3 separate regions of the Mus musculus genome follow, and all the other regions are linked to region 3. Evidence: chromatin loops called from intact Hi-C (ENCODE). Cell type or tissue: left cerebral cortex. All regions are shown on one strand. Each heading gives the region's core, and the rest is flanking DNA. Links, peaks and the distances in the headings are about the cores only.

Region 1 (4,114 bases), core at 924-3,423, 100 kb after region 3:
AAGTTTTCTAATGTACAAATGATTCTGTAACCAACTCACTCATTCTTGTCTTCTTCAGTTACAACAACAACAACAACAACAACAACAACAACAACAACAACAACAACAACAAATCTCTCTTCTTCTCTGTCTCTGTTCTCTGTATCTTTTGTGTGACTGTCACCTCTTCTCCTAGTATCCATTTATATTATCCATTATTTTGCTATGCTTAAATGGGTCTTTGATTTCTGAAATCAGATTGGATCTAGCCAATGGCCATTACCGTTCTTTGGTTAGAGAGCAGGGGAAGAAGGAGACCATGATATTTATTTCTCCATTATCCTTTCTCAGTTAGAGAGTGAGGAGCCATGTTCCTACATGAAAAGACATAAGAGTTACATTGAGAAGTTGGCTGCTATAGTTATATCTCTCTGAGTCCTAGTAGCCATTTCCTTCCTCATCAGGCCACTGGCTGCTGATCTCAAGAGATCTTTTCCCACCTTTGGTCTTGTATTGTTAATTATTTTATTTTTGATTCTTGAGACAGTATTTTATTATGTAGCCTGAGCTGACTTCAAACCCATGACCGTCTTCCTCTTGAGGGCTGGGGCTACACATGTGAGTCATCATATCCATTTTCTTTCCCTTAACTCTGTCTATAATTTTGTAAACAGATTGTTCATCATCTAATATCAGTTATGTTTTTTTTGGAGTTTGCTCTTATTTGCACAGACCTTGCTGATTGCTTTTTTTTTTTTTTGCAAATATACTTTTCAGCAACTACCCTGTTAAAAATGTTTAGAACTTGGGAATAAGGCTAGAGGTAAATGAAATGCTTCCTTATGGTTATATGGGTTATTGTATTGCTTGCTTACACAGGCTTGTGAGAGGAGATGTACTTTGCTCAGCCCACAATTAATTATTGAAGTCCAAGGCCTAGTGAAGTTGTATGGTAATGTAAGCATTTTTTTTTTGCACTTCAGTGATAAATAGCTTTCACAAAGAATTTTTTTCCACAGAAAAGTAAATCTGTTGGTTTGAGTTTTGCTTTCCAGTGTATTAATTGTGTACTAAGATATCAAGCTTATCCTCATATTCACTTATTAAATTACTGTAACAAAATTAGCTATTATGAAAAATTTCTGCCTCATTAATTAATTAAATAATATCTTTTTGATGTATGTTCATTTAACTTCTCATTGAAAATTATGCTTGACGTTTTAAAACATTAGCTTCCTGAATCCATCACCATGGTTTTAGTGCTTCATTATCTAACTGGTATCTTTTCAGGCATAAACATCTCTTTTGTTTTCATTTATATCTTAAACTTTCAGAAAGAGTAGCCTATGTGTAGACACACTATGTGCATTTCCAACTGACATCTTTTTTTCCTCCTTATGAATAAGGTCTCCTATATTTAGTTTAATAAAAACCTTAAGTCCTGAAACCATTTTTCCTTAGCCTCAGCATTTGCCTCTACTGATTCTTTTCTTTCTTATTTCTTTCGATTCTTTTCTCATATGTTACATTCAGACTGCAGTTTCCTCCTTCCCTTTCCTCTAGTGTCTCCCCATCCTCTCCCTCCCTCAGATCCACCCCCTCTACCCTCCCAGGGACATCAACCAAACACAGCATAACAAGCTAGAATGAGACCAGGCACATAGCATTATATCAAGCTGGACAAGACAAACCAGTAAGAGGAAAAGGGACCCATGAGCAAGCAAAGGAGTCCGTGACAGACCCTGCTCCAGCATTCCAAGCTACACACACACACACACACACACACACACACACACACACACACACAGGACCTACGTCAGACCCCTATAGACTCCCTCATCTCTGCAAGCTCCCATGACTCACAATGCTCTTTTTCTCTTAGTTTTCAGTCTCCTGCATTCTTGATTTTCTTCCTGTGACTGTACATTTTTTGACAATATTCTTGGCTTTCTTCTATGACTATAAATTTCTTGGCTGTCTTTAAGAATGCTAGAATGAACATGGTTCTCTTCTGAGCCTTTTCTCCCTTTCTTGCTCTTCAAATAGGTTTGCATTCTCTCGCACGACTTCAGTTACTGTCTAGTTTTGTGGAACAAACTCAGTCCTACCTCCAAAGCACCAGAGATGTAAAGCCAACTGCTGTTGAATGTCTCCAACGTTCTACCACATTTTGGACACCAGGCAGCCATGGAAGAACCAAGCTCTTTAGCACTGTGCAAACATTTTTTTCCTTTTCTTTCCAGGTTAGTTAGCACCACTGCTACTCAGTTGCTCAAGGCAGAGCCTGTTTTGTTTTTTGTTTTTTGTTTTTTTTTTTTTCTTGCATTCCACTGCACCTCTTAATTCATTTGAACTCTGTAACTTTAGCAGTTCTAACTCCGGTGCATCTCACACCAACTCTGGTCTCTATCTGAACTCCTACGTTTTGGGTTGTACCATAGTTAGGTTGCCTCCTCATTAGCCCTCTTGTTTTTATCTGACACACTCACCTACTTTTCTAAAATGAAATTTAGTTATCTCCACTTAAACTTATTAATTCCTCTGATTTTTCTTGGCATAAGTCCAAAATCCATAGCATTATAGATGAAATCTCTTTATCTATGAACATTGCCTTCATCTCCAGCTGCGTTTCGTGCTAATTAATTCACCACTACTCTTTCCTCCCATGATAGAACGTGAGGATAGCGAGGATGTTAGATCCTCTTCCTGGAATTCTAACTGTTGGTCTCAGGAATAGACTTATGAAACGTTCCCTATGTGTAAGACTATCCACCAAAGAGTAAGATGTGGTAAAAATTATTTAGAATTACTTGATAATTTGAACTTTCATAGTAGTAGTTCCTGTGGGGTGAGGGAGTCTTTTGCAGGCTTCTTAGTGGCCTGTATGCCTTGCTGGCCATACCAATATTGCAAGAATTGGACTGCTTTTCATTGGACCACTTTGTATATGTGTGCATGAGTGTGTGCACATATATGTATATGAGAATGTCTGTGAATATGGGTGTAGACAGCAAAGGATAACTTATTGTGATATTTCTTATGGTCTATCACCTTTGTTTTTTTAGACAGTTTTCATCATAGTTGGGGTTGACTGATTAGGCTAAACTGGCTCACTAGTGAGCCCAAGCTTCTTGAGTTCTGGCACTACAAGCCCATGATACAATGCATATTGCCGATAGAACTTAGGTCCTTAAGTGAACACACAGAGCACATTACTGACTACATCATCTCCCCAGTCCTTGGGACCATTGGCCTTGTTTATTGTGATTATTTCTGCAATTGATGTTAGACTATCTCTTCTTAGCCCAGACAAATAAATAACAAGCTTTCTTTCTCTTCTATATAAAAGAAGATTGTCTTCACTATGTGTGCCCAAGCTGGGATGCAAATCCTCTACATGAGCAGCACCTATCTGAACCCTTCCATGTCTCCCCTACAGAGGATCTGCTGTAAATTTTCTGCTGCTTCTGCTGCTTCCTGTACCTTGAGTCTTAAACCTATTGTTTCTGGCTCAGGAGGTTTCTCTTTGGCTCACATCCAGGGACAGACAACAGGGGAATTTATTAGCTTGTAACTCAAATGAAGACCTTACAGTTTTATGTTTCTAAAGTACATTTTATGCTTCCAAAGAACTGTAAGAAATGTTGATAAAATACCACTTTCTCCTGGACAGGAAATTAAAATAATGGTGTCTGGCAGCATAACTTTGAAGTTCACTTTGGTGGAATCCACAACAGGGATAGGCCAGCATCCAGTGCTGACATTTTCTTCTTCATAAATCTTCATTAGAGTCAGGTTAGGGATGCGAAGTCATTCTACCATCAGGTGTCTCCAAGGCTCACTGAGTAATTTATTTATTTTCTTTACTCACAAATACATTAACACATTTGCTACATTGCTACAAACACAGAAGCCTATATGGACAATCACCACATGATCAGAGGGTATTTATCTGAGTGATACAGCCCGATCTTACCTATTTTTTCACTAACCCACTTTGCAAACAATAAGTACTCAGTGATTTCCAAGTCCTATCCTATCGTGGGTAGAAAGTAAAAGCAAGATGCTTGAACCTTTATGTAACATATAGAGACACACGAGAACATTTAAAATAAAATGTCATAATAATTTTAAG
Region 2 (4,114 bases), core at 924-3,423, 90 kb before region 3:
ACCACGGCCACAGTTGATCTTGGTTTTCTCAGCAATATAAAACCAATTAGATGAGGCCCTTGGAAGTATGGAGTCTTGTATGAGCTTCTGAGTTAGGGTTCCTCAACTCAGTCAAACGGTAGATGTTCAATTTGCCTCTCCTTAACAACCTCAGCAATTCAACTGAAATAAAATCAGTTAGGGCTTGAAATGCAAAGCTATCCCGTGCTCCAAAAGAAACACAAGTCTTTCAAGTCTACAGACGTGTGACGGCACTAACACACCTTTCATAATCAGGCTAAGCCAGGATTACCTCTGGCTCTCACCCATGTCCGCTGGTTGTGTTCTTGGGGAGACTACTTACAGGCTTCTCTCTATAAAACCTATCAACTTGAAAATGATCATGTCAGATAGATGGTGCAGACTGAGAATTATAGTGCCACCAGCACTAGCCTTCTAGTTAGGGCTTAGTTAATTGTCAATGTTTCCTACTGATTTAACGGCTAATGGTGGTCATAGTCTTCCAATAAGTCTACTCAGGTAGTTAGTAACTTGTGTGAAGGACAGGTCAGGGTCTAAACATTGATGGTCAGAGTCCAAAGCTCACATGCATGGCCACTCCACATAACCCTACACAGAACCTCAAAAAAAAAAAAAAAAAAAAAAAAAACCCTGCATCTTTACCTTTGCAAACCTACAAGTGTAGACAGAGACCCCCCCCCCCCCCCAAGTATACAAATAAACAAAGTGCCTTTTCCATAAAATGATACTCGTCTTTCCTGGTGCACTTTTAGACTCAATGGCAGAGTGAAAATACATAATTCATGAAAAAGTTGTTATATTTCATTTGAACTTAGATTCCCCCCCAAAAGATACTTTAATGAAAAAAAAAAAACTTATGAGCAAGATAAATGACATAACCCCTTTTCCAACAGTGGTTAGTGGCATGAAACAACCCCTGCTCAAAGTCTAATGTTTTAAATGATCTGGGAAAATAATATAAGACTTTGGAGAAAACCACAGCGAGACTAAGAAAAAGGAGTCATGTCTCTTAAGAGAGATATGTGTATCAATTCTACAGTACTTAATGGTATTAAAATGGGTCAAACTGTCCTATAGACAAGCAGCATATAAAGATGCATAGGTGTTAAAAAAAAAAAAAGGAGGCAGGGTTTATTTAGATAACATCTGACCTGGGTCAAAGAGTATCCACAGTAAAAGCTTTAACTACAGGGTCGCGGGACCAGATAAGTAGGAATGTAGGCAAGGCTAAGGCAAGCAATGATAAAATGCTCGTCTGAGTGGTATGAAGAGCCAAATGACTGTGATAGGTGTCAGAATGTGTAGGACTCCTTGTAATGAGCACTGTTGGTGGCACCGGTCACAGGAGTCAAACAGCTGCCTCTGTAATCCTGGGTGCTATGAGGCTTACTGAAAACTCATATCAAATCCCCACTTTACTGAAATAAATCCCAAGAAGGCTGAAAACTTATTCTGTAACTGGAGTTCAATGGATCGTGGAAATATAACTTAATCATAAAGCCTATGAGGTCCAGATAAATAGAAGTCTTTTTTTCAAAATCACTAGCTTTAAAGAAACTATAATTGTTCAAATTTTATTTGCCACAAGATCATGACAAATCATACAAGTAACAAAATACACTAAATTCCCCTAGATAAAAATGCAAATACATGGCTGAAAGAATTTTAATGTAAAACAAAACAAAAGCAAAAAGCTTCCCATAGGAGTGAAATTAAATTTATACTATGCTATTTTTAATAAATCTATGATGAATGTACATTTACTGATAGGTTGCAGGAAGTCTAGTTCTAGAACACTTTGGCCTTACATTTAAAGGTCTTCATTTTATAGCCTCTGAAGAGACATAGAAATAATGAACAATGTTAAAAGGAAACTTGTACCACTTGGGCCTGTAGCTGCATTATCTGGTCCATGGGCGCGTTATCCGCACAGTGGCAGAAGGGGGCAGTGCTGAGCTAAAAAAAAAACCATAAGCAAGCTTTAATTGCTGCAGCAGCAGATTTTCCTGCCCAGGCACTTTGGAATCGATCCCTACCGCCTTATAGATAAATAATATAAGACTCCAGCAACCTTTAAAGCTTTAGAATATGTTTACAAGGGCTTTCGATAGAAAAATCAAGGATACTCTGAGTTTAATACCCAGTACAGAGCATCATCACCCAACACCTGTGAAGATGGCTCCCAGAGACCAGAAAAGCCTGTTTACAAAGCAATACATCAGAAGCTTTCAAAGAGAGCAGTGGAAGTACCACGTAGCTTACCATTCATCGGGCGAGCACCCATAATCCTCAGGTTCAGGGACATGGCTTCAGGAGGAGGGACAGAAAGAGAGGGAAAAATAATCACAGAAAGGCTGGAAACATAAAACCATGGAGAAGGAGAGCTGAGAGGCGGGTTTCTAGAAAGTTAAGAAGATGAACATTTAGTTGGATCTGGGAGAATGGCAGTTAGTACAGGGAGGAGAACATGAGGATTTATGGTAACCAAGTGGATTTACAAAGGTACCCTGTACCCCAGAATTGAACGGTGCATAGAGGTCAAAATTTAGTATTGAATATGTTTAAATTTAGCTGTTGAAACATATGCTATAGAGCCAGTAGGAAGTGCATTATTTATATTTATAACCATAACAATGTGTTTCAATGATACATACATGCTAGTCATGTCGGGCACAGTTAAAAAATGGGCACGTCACACATTAAAAAAAATCTGTTGTATAATTTTCAGGAAGCTTTGACTGGCTTGACACAATAACTTCCTAAGAGGGTAATGGGAGTAAAAGTTAACTGTATTTGTTTAATTAAATGGAGCCACTGATATTTAAAATGGTCCACCCATCAAATACTTTTTAATCTTTTTTAAAAAAGATTTATTTTATTATTATACGTAAGTACACTGTAGTTGTCTTCAGACGCACCAGAAGAGGGCATCAGATCTCATTACGGGTGGTTGTGAGCCACCATGTGGTTGCTGGGATTTGAACTCAGGACCTTTGGAAGAGCAGTCAGTGCTCTTACCCACTGAGCCATCTCAACAGCCCACTTTTTAATCTTTAAAAAAAAAGTCTTCTATCCATACTTTAATTTTATCCACTAGCTCATGGAAACATAGGGAAGGACCCCTTGGCATAGTTCATACGACACCTAACATACATATCAGCATAGATTCTCTTATTTCCTTTTTCTTTCATTACATATGATAATTCAGTACTTTCACTTTCATTTAGACGATTATATGAAGGAAGAGTGTAAAATGCTGAGATCGTTTTTTTTTTTGATAAGTATAATAAGCAGCTCATAAATAAATAAATAAATAAATAAATAAATAAGAAGTCATTAACATCCCAAATGACTGCCTGCTCTTTTAACCTTGTCACGGCACAGTAAGTTTTCCCTAGGGATAAACAGCAGTCACAGCAAAAGGGACCCCCAAAGCTCACGACTCCTCCCTGCCAAAGGCTTGTGTTTACTGTTTTAAGAGGAAGGACTCACCCTGACCATCTCAGGCTAGATTCCTACGAAAGGGGCTAGCCTGTGGCAATGCACTGTGGAAATGGGCTGCAGCCCCCCAGGGACTATCATTTATGATTACCCTCAAGGTTTGGGCCCCAGCTCCTGGACTGCACAGAATGGCAGTCAGTAATGTCTCTGGAAGAGCTAGTAACTGTCCAAGCAATGAACACTGCGAGAAGGCCCTGCCAGCTTGCACTGGTACTGGGTCCCTGCTCACTGTTTCACACCAGCACTGGACCTAATGCTTCCAAAATCCTGAGGCTTAACAGCCACGGAACACAAGGGCCACAGTGCCTTCCCTGGAGTCTGGTGCAGCCCTGGCAGAAGCGAAGTACCACCATTCGTTCAGAGGGTGGTGGGCAGCAGGTGACTTGTTTCCATGAGTTTCTATGACTGCAGCTTGGCAGCTCTTGTGTTGGCCAGCTATCTGGCTACTGGCCCAAGGGCAAGGCATGCCAGTGTGGTCATAGCTGTCTGGGGAGTTCATTTAAACTCCTTCTCAGATCTGGGCTCGAGGATCACTCTGTCAGGAACCGTCCCTTGACCTTAGTCTTTAGATAACTTCACACCATCTGAGGCT
Region 3 (4,114 bases), core at 591-3,090:
GCTCTGAAACAGATGGCAATGTCCTTGAAGAGCCTGCTATCTGCAGCTAGCAGCATGACCTTTGAACCTGTCCTAAGTGTGACTGTTCTAGCACCTGGACCTCCTTAATCAGGATCCACATTTAACACGATCCCCTTCTGATCCTCCACACCTGAAGCTGGCACTACAAGTGGGCTCTGCAGTCAGTCCTACCTACTCACTGGCTCATTATTAAGCAAAGACCGAAGTCCTACACTTCCATAGCATGTGTGCCACCCACAGCAAGTCCTGTGTTCAGTTAACAACCTACCCACTAAGAGGATCTGCTGCCCACTTTATTTAAGCCTTTTCTTTACACCTTGGCTGTAAACAACTTTCAAGTGCACAGTAGCTGTGCGTCGGGCCAATCTAGACTGGGGGAACAGAAATCCACACAAGTCGCTTCAAATGAGGAGGAATGCCTTAACCCTGCATAGACTTCTGAATAGCAAACTAGGGCAGGGGGCCTAAGGTCAGGCCTCCATACTAGATCTCTTCCACTGAGGCTCTTTACCCAGTTCCTGCTGCCTAATTTGGTATTACTTTCAGGGCATACTACAGTCATCCATTTTCTCTCCTACTAGCCCCCTTCAATTCTGCCCCCTTTGGCTTCGATTTTCATTCTTCCTCTAACTTTAAGTTCCCCAGTAGTGATATAGTAGCATGGGAAATTATTTATTTATTTATTTATTTATTTTACAAATCCCCAAGGTTACAAACTTGTGACTCGATTGGGGTTGGCTGCCTTTGTGTCAGGCGCCCATCCTGTTCTAATGGAGGCCAGGGTGAGTGCAGTTTAGAATAAGGCCTTATCTAGCAAGAAAGAGCTGTCAAAGGAGATTGTTCCCTCTGAGAGGAACCTGTGGAAGGCCAATCAACAGGCCACGCCCCTCCTCCTCCCTCCCAGCCCCCAGTCCCAGAGATATTATCTGCTGGCTCATATTAAAGTGAAATCAACCAATCCGGAAGAAGGGTCATTCCGGAGGCGGAGGCAGCAGGAGGACCCTGACACCGATGGATACTCAGGGCTGCACAGACTCAGCAGCAGGAGCGCTTGTTTTCTTTCTGAGCCCCTGATACAGTATATCACTGAACTAGCTGTTTCCCTTTGATCAACTCATTGAGCCATTCTGAGCCAGGTCTCCTCAGCCATCCTCCTCCACTTTCAACAGCCTCCAGAAGTGGTGCAAGAGCCCCATAAGGCAATTGTTGTGAAAGCGCTCTGAACACAGGAGGTGCCTACCGCTGCCTCTCCATGCTACTGTATATTCTGTCAAAGTGACAGCAGCTTTACCTTGCCTTTAGATTTCTTTCTCTTCCCTCCCTCCCCCTTAATATATGACCTGCTGGTTGCTAGTATTTAAAAACATCAACTGGCGTGATAAATAATATTTTAACACCAGTTATCCTAACTTTGTTGCTTCTATCATTCAGACTGTGGTTAGTGCATTCATTCATTTTCCTCGAAATTGAAAAAAAAATACGCTTATATACTAAATTCTTAAGATGCAGGTCAGTTTTGATTCCCTTGTCTCTTGCCTACATATTAGAGCCCGGAATTCCTATTTTTCACATGAGGTCCTTACAGCTCTTACTACTCCCGCCCCCAGAAATCCTATTCTCCTTGCTTCTACTCCACCTCCACCACCCCGTTATCATCTATCTCACGGTCAAGATGGGGGCAGGGATGAGAATCAGTGACGGTAACAAGATAGATTATTTCTCAAAATAGTGCCATTCCACAACGTTGAAGGGCAGAGTTACTGGAATGGAAAAACAGACAAACAAAAGAAAGAAAATAAAAGTATACCGTTTCCTTTTTGTCCTAGTAAAACCAAGAGGTGTTTATTGAAAGCCTGCCACACGCCAGACAGGAGGAGAAGGGCTCCTCAATCAGGGTGCACAGCACCATCTCAGTCTTTGCCAAAGCGTCCTAGCCCATAACCTAGGGCATCTGTTGCACACTTCCTACAAGTGGAACCACTCAACAGCTGGCCCTGGGTGGAGCAACAAAAGCAGCATGCACCTTACTCAAGTCAGTTCAGTCGGCCGAAGTGCAGGCTTCAAGCAAAAATGAAAAACAAAAATGAAACCTCAAACTAGAGCCCGGTGAGCCACAGGGGGCAGAAGTGCAGAGACTGGAACGCAGCCTGGTATCCACTGAGCACCCAAACCCAATTAAGGCTCTTCCAGCCTAGAGATGCTGGGAACAGTGGATCAAAGAATCTGCGACGCCTGGGAATGGCAAACCCGCTCTTCGGGAAGCTGTGATGTGGGGGCAACACAATGGTGGGCGCTGGAGATAGTAGGTTGGAGGGATCTATTCATGGGCACGGGTAAACTCACTGGGAACAGGCAGATTGCAAAGATTGTGCGCTGTTGGCGAAGGAGGAGAGCCGGGCGAGTGCTCTGGGAGACAAGGACTGAACAGTCGCGTTGCGGTGTAAAGGAAACCTTGGGGCTCCCGCCAGCGCATAAATTCCGAGGTTTTGGATCCTGGAAAGCATTTGCTAGTGCGCTGAAGGCAGAGCTGGCGGAAGGGTTCACTGGCGATCAGGGGCGACAACCAGACTACTGGGAAAAGGAGGAGGGGGTGTAGATGGGATGAGGTGTCTCTTCCCGGCCACACACACACACACACACACACACACACACTCACGTCAGACCCCAGGCTGCTAGCACCTGCCCCCACGCACTCTGGGCGCACAGCCTCCTGCTGCGGCGGTCACTCACCTTCCGCGCGCGAGCGGATCTCCGACACTGTCCTCCGCATGGTCGGCATCTCGACAGCCCCTGCAGGTGGGTCTCGGGCGGGGACCCTGCACCTGTCACGGCGCCGCGCGGGCGGGAGAGCTGGCTGCGCCGCGCAGAGGGCTCAGCTGCCGCGGGGCCGCGCCTCCCACCCAGGGCAGCGTCGCCGCCAGGAGCCGCCTGGGCACTGGACGGGAGGGGGAAGGCGGCGAAGGAGCTGCGTCCGCAGAGCCGCCTAGGTCTCCCCGCAGTGGCAGAGGAGCGGGCTCGAGGGGCGGAGCCGGGGACGGCGCCGGGGGCGGGGTCTGCGGGGCGCGCGCTCACTCGCTGGCCTCCTGGAGTGGGGCGGGGACAGGGCCGCCGAGCCTCCAGGTCCCGCCCAGTTCGGACCGTACCATCCGCGGGGAGGGGACTTCGATCTAGCATTCTCGGCTTCTCGGCCCACCTCGGCCCTCCTTGAGGCCAGTACAAGTGTCCCAAGCCTTAATAAAAGAGGAAGAGCTTCTTTAGCTCTGAAAGCTCTGGCATCCCCTACAGCCACCTTCTGGCTCTACAATGCGATAGAACCGACCGTCCTCAGCGCCAGGGTGTTGGGTTCGGTGTGGGCAGCTTGAGTCTAAGCCTCTGAGACTCTGTGGGTGACGTCTCTGCTGATGTGGGGGGACCCTGCATTCGCCCTCTGAGTGGAATCCTAGCCTATCTCAACACCCAGCCTGACTCCTGGCCTGAGATGAACGTGAACCCTCTGTAGTAGCAGGCTGTGAGACCTGAAGCCACTGGAACGGTTCCTCTTGTCGTTTTAAGGCTTCCAGCCACACAACCTGCGTGGGTGTGTGAGCCCGTACTTCCCACCAGTTCGTCCTCTGCAACCTGTTAAGGCTCTGAAACTGCAACCAAACCAACTGTTGACCACGTGGTTAACCAAGCAAAAATTATGCTGTTTGTGGTTTCTGCTCCAGAAAGTTCGATGCAGTAGTTTATCCTCAAAGCCTAGTGGGGCGTCGGTATAAAATCCATAAAGATGTTAATTACAAGTCGTTATGTCCTAGAGACCAGCACGACCTCAGTGCCTTTTATTTTGTGTAGTAAAATCCAATCTAACAAGTCGAAACAAATGCAGTATTTTTAATTTGTTCCCGATTTCAGCCTCGAGATAGGATGAGGGGAGCTTTGTGTCTAGCAAGCTCCTGAGCAGGGTAAGAAAGGAATAAAGGTAAAAGGTACTGGCTTCGTGTACTGTTCTTCTGGGCACCTAGCGGAAAGAGCCTGTAGCAAGGCTTTTTATTAGTATTCCTTTGAGATCCAGAAAGGAGAGATGGGTAGAGGGTGAACGAGAGAGAGAGAG

Evidence for each region. A loop is a pair of places that touch in the nucleus more often than their neighbours do. Peaks named below come from ENCODE experiments on the same cell type or tissue, not always from the same donor. Only the 100,000 strongest peaks of a DNase experiment are listed, where the experiment ranks them.
Region 1: it touches region 3 in a loop (3-fold over the local background); 4 of 42 quality-filtered maps call a loop at or near these places.
Region 2: a loop joins it to region 3, with 5 times the contacts of the local background. A loop is called at or near these places in 14 of 42 quality-filtered maps.

Annotation. Positions count from the first base shown.
Region 1 is chr5:67,943,734-67,947,847 of GRCm38, forward strand. It overlaps Gm5108 (predicted gene 5108), which reads left to right. Exons shown (of 4, transcript NM_001256184.1): 2 at 859-936. Among named protein-coding and RNA genes, the nearest start is that of 4930425K10Rik, 2.7 kb to the left of the region's middle. In left cerebral cortex, for the core only: no CTCF peak of the experiment used is centred there; a DNase peak (open chromatin) is centred at 1,958.
Region 2 is chr5:67,754,367-67,758,480 of GRCm38, forward strand. It overlaps Atp8a1 (ATPase, aminophospholipid transporter (APLT), class I, type 8A, member 1), which reads right to left. Exons shown (of 37, transcript NM_001038999.2): 15 at 2,284-2,328. Among named protein-coding and RNA genes, the nearest start is that of Gm46914, 53 kb to the left of the region's middle. In left cerebral cortex, for the core only: CTCF peaks have their summits at 1,945 (motif pointing right) and 2,887; a DNase peak (open chromatin) is centred at 1,986.
Region 3 is chr5:67,844,411-67,848,524 of GRCm38, forward strand. It overlaps Atp8a1 (ATPase, aminophospholipid transporter (APLT), class I, type 8A, member 1), which reads right to left and starts at 3,021. Exons shown (of 37, transcript NM_001038999.2): 1 at 2,752-3,021. The coding sequence starts at 2,800. In left cerebral cortex, for the core only: a CTCF peak has its summit at 2,109; DNase peaks (open chromatin) are centred at 1,110, 1,712 and 2,331; H3K4me3 peaks cover 2,500 bases; H3K27ac peaks cover 1,934 bases.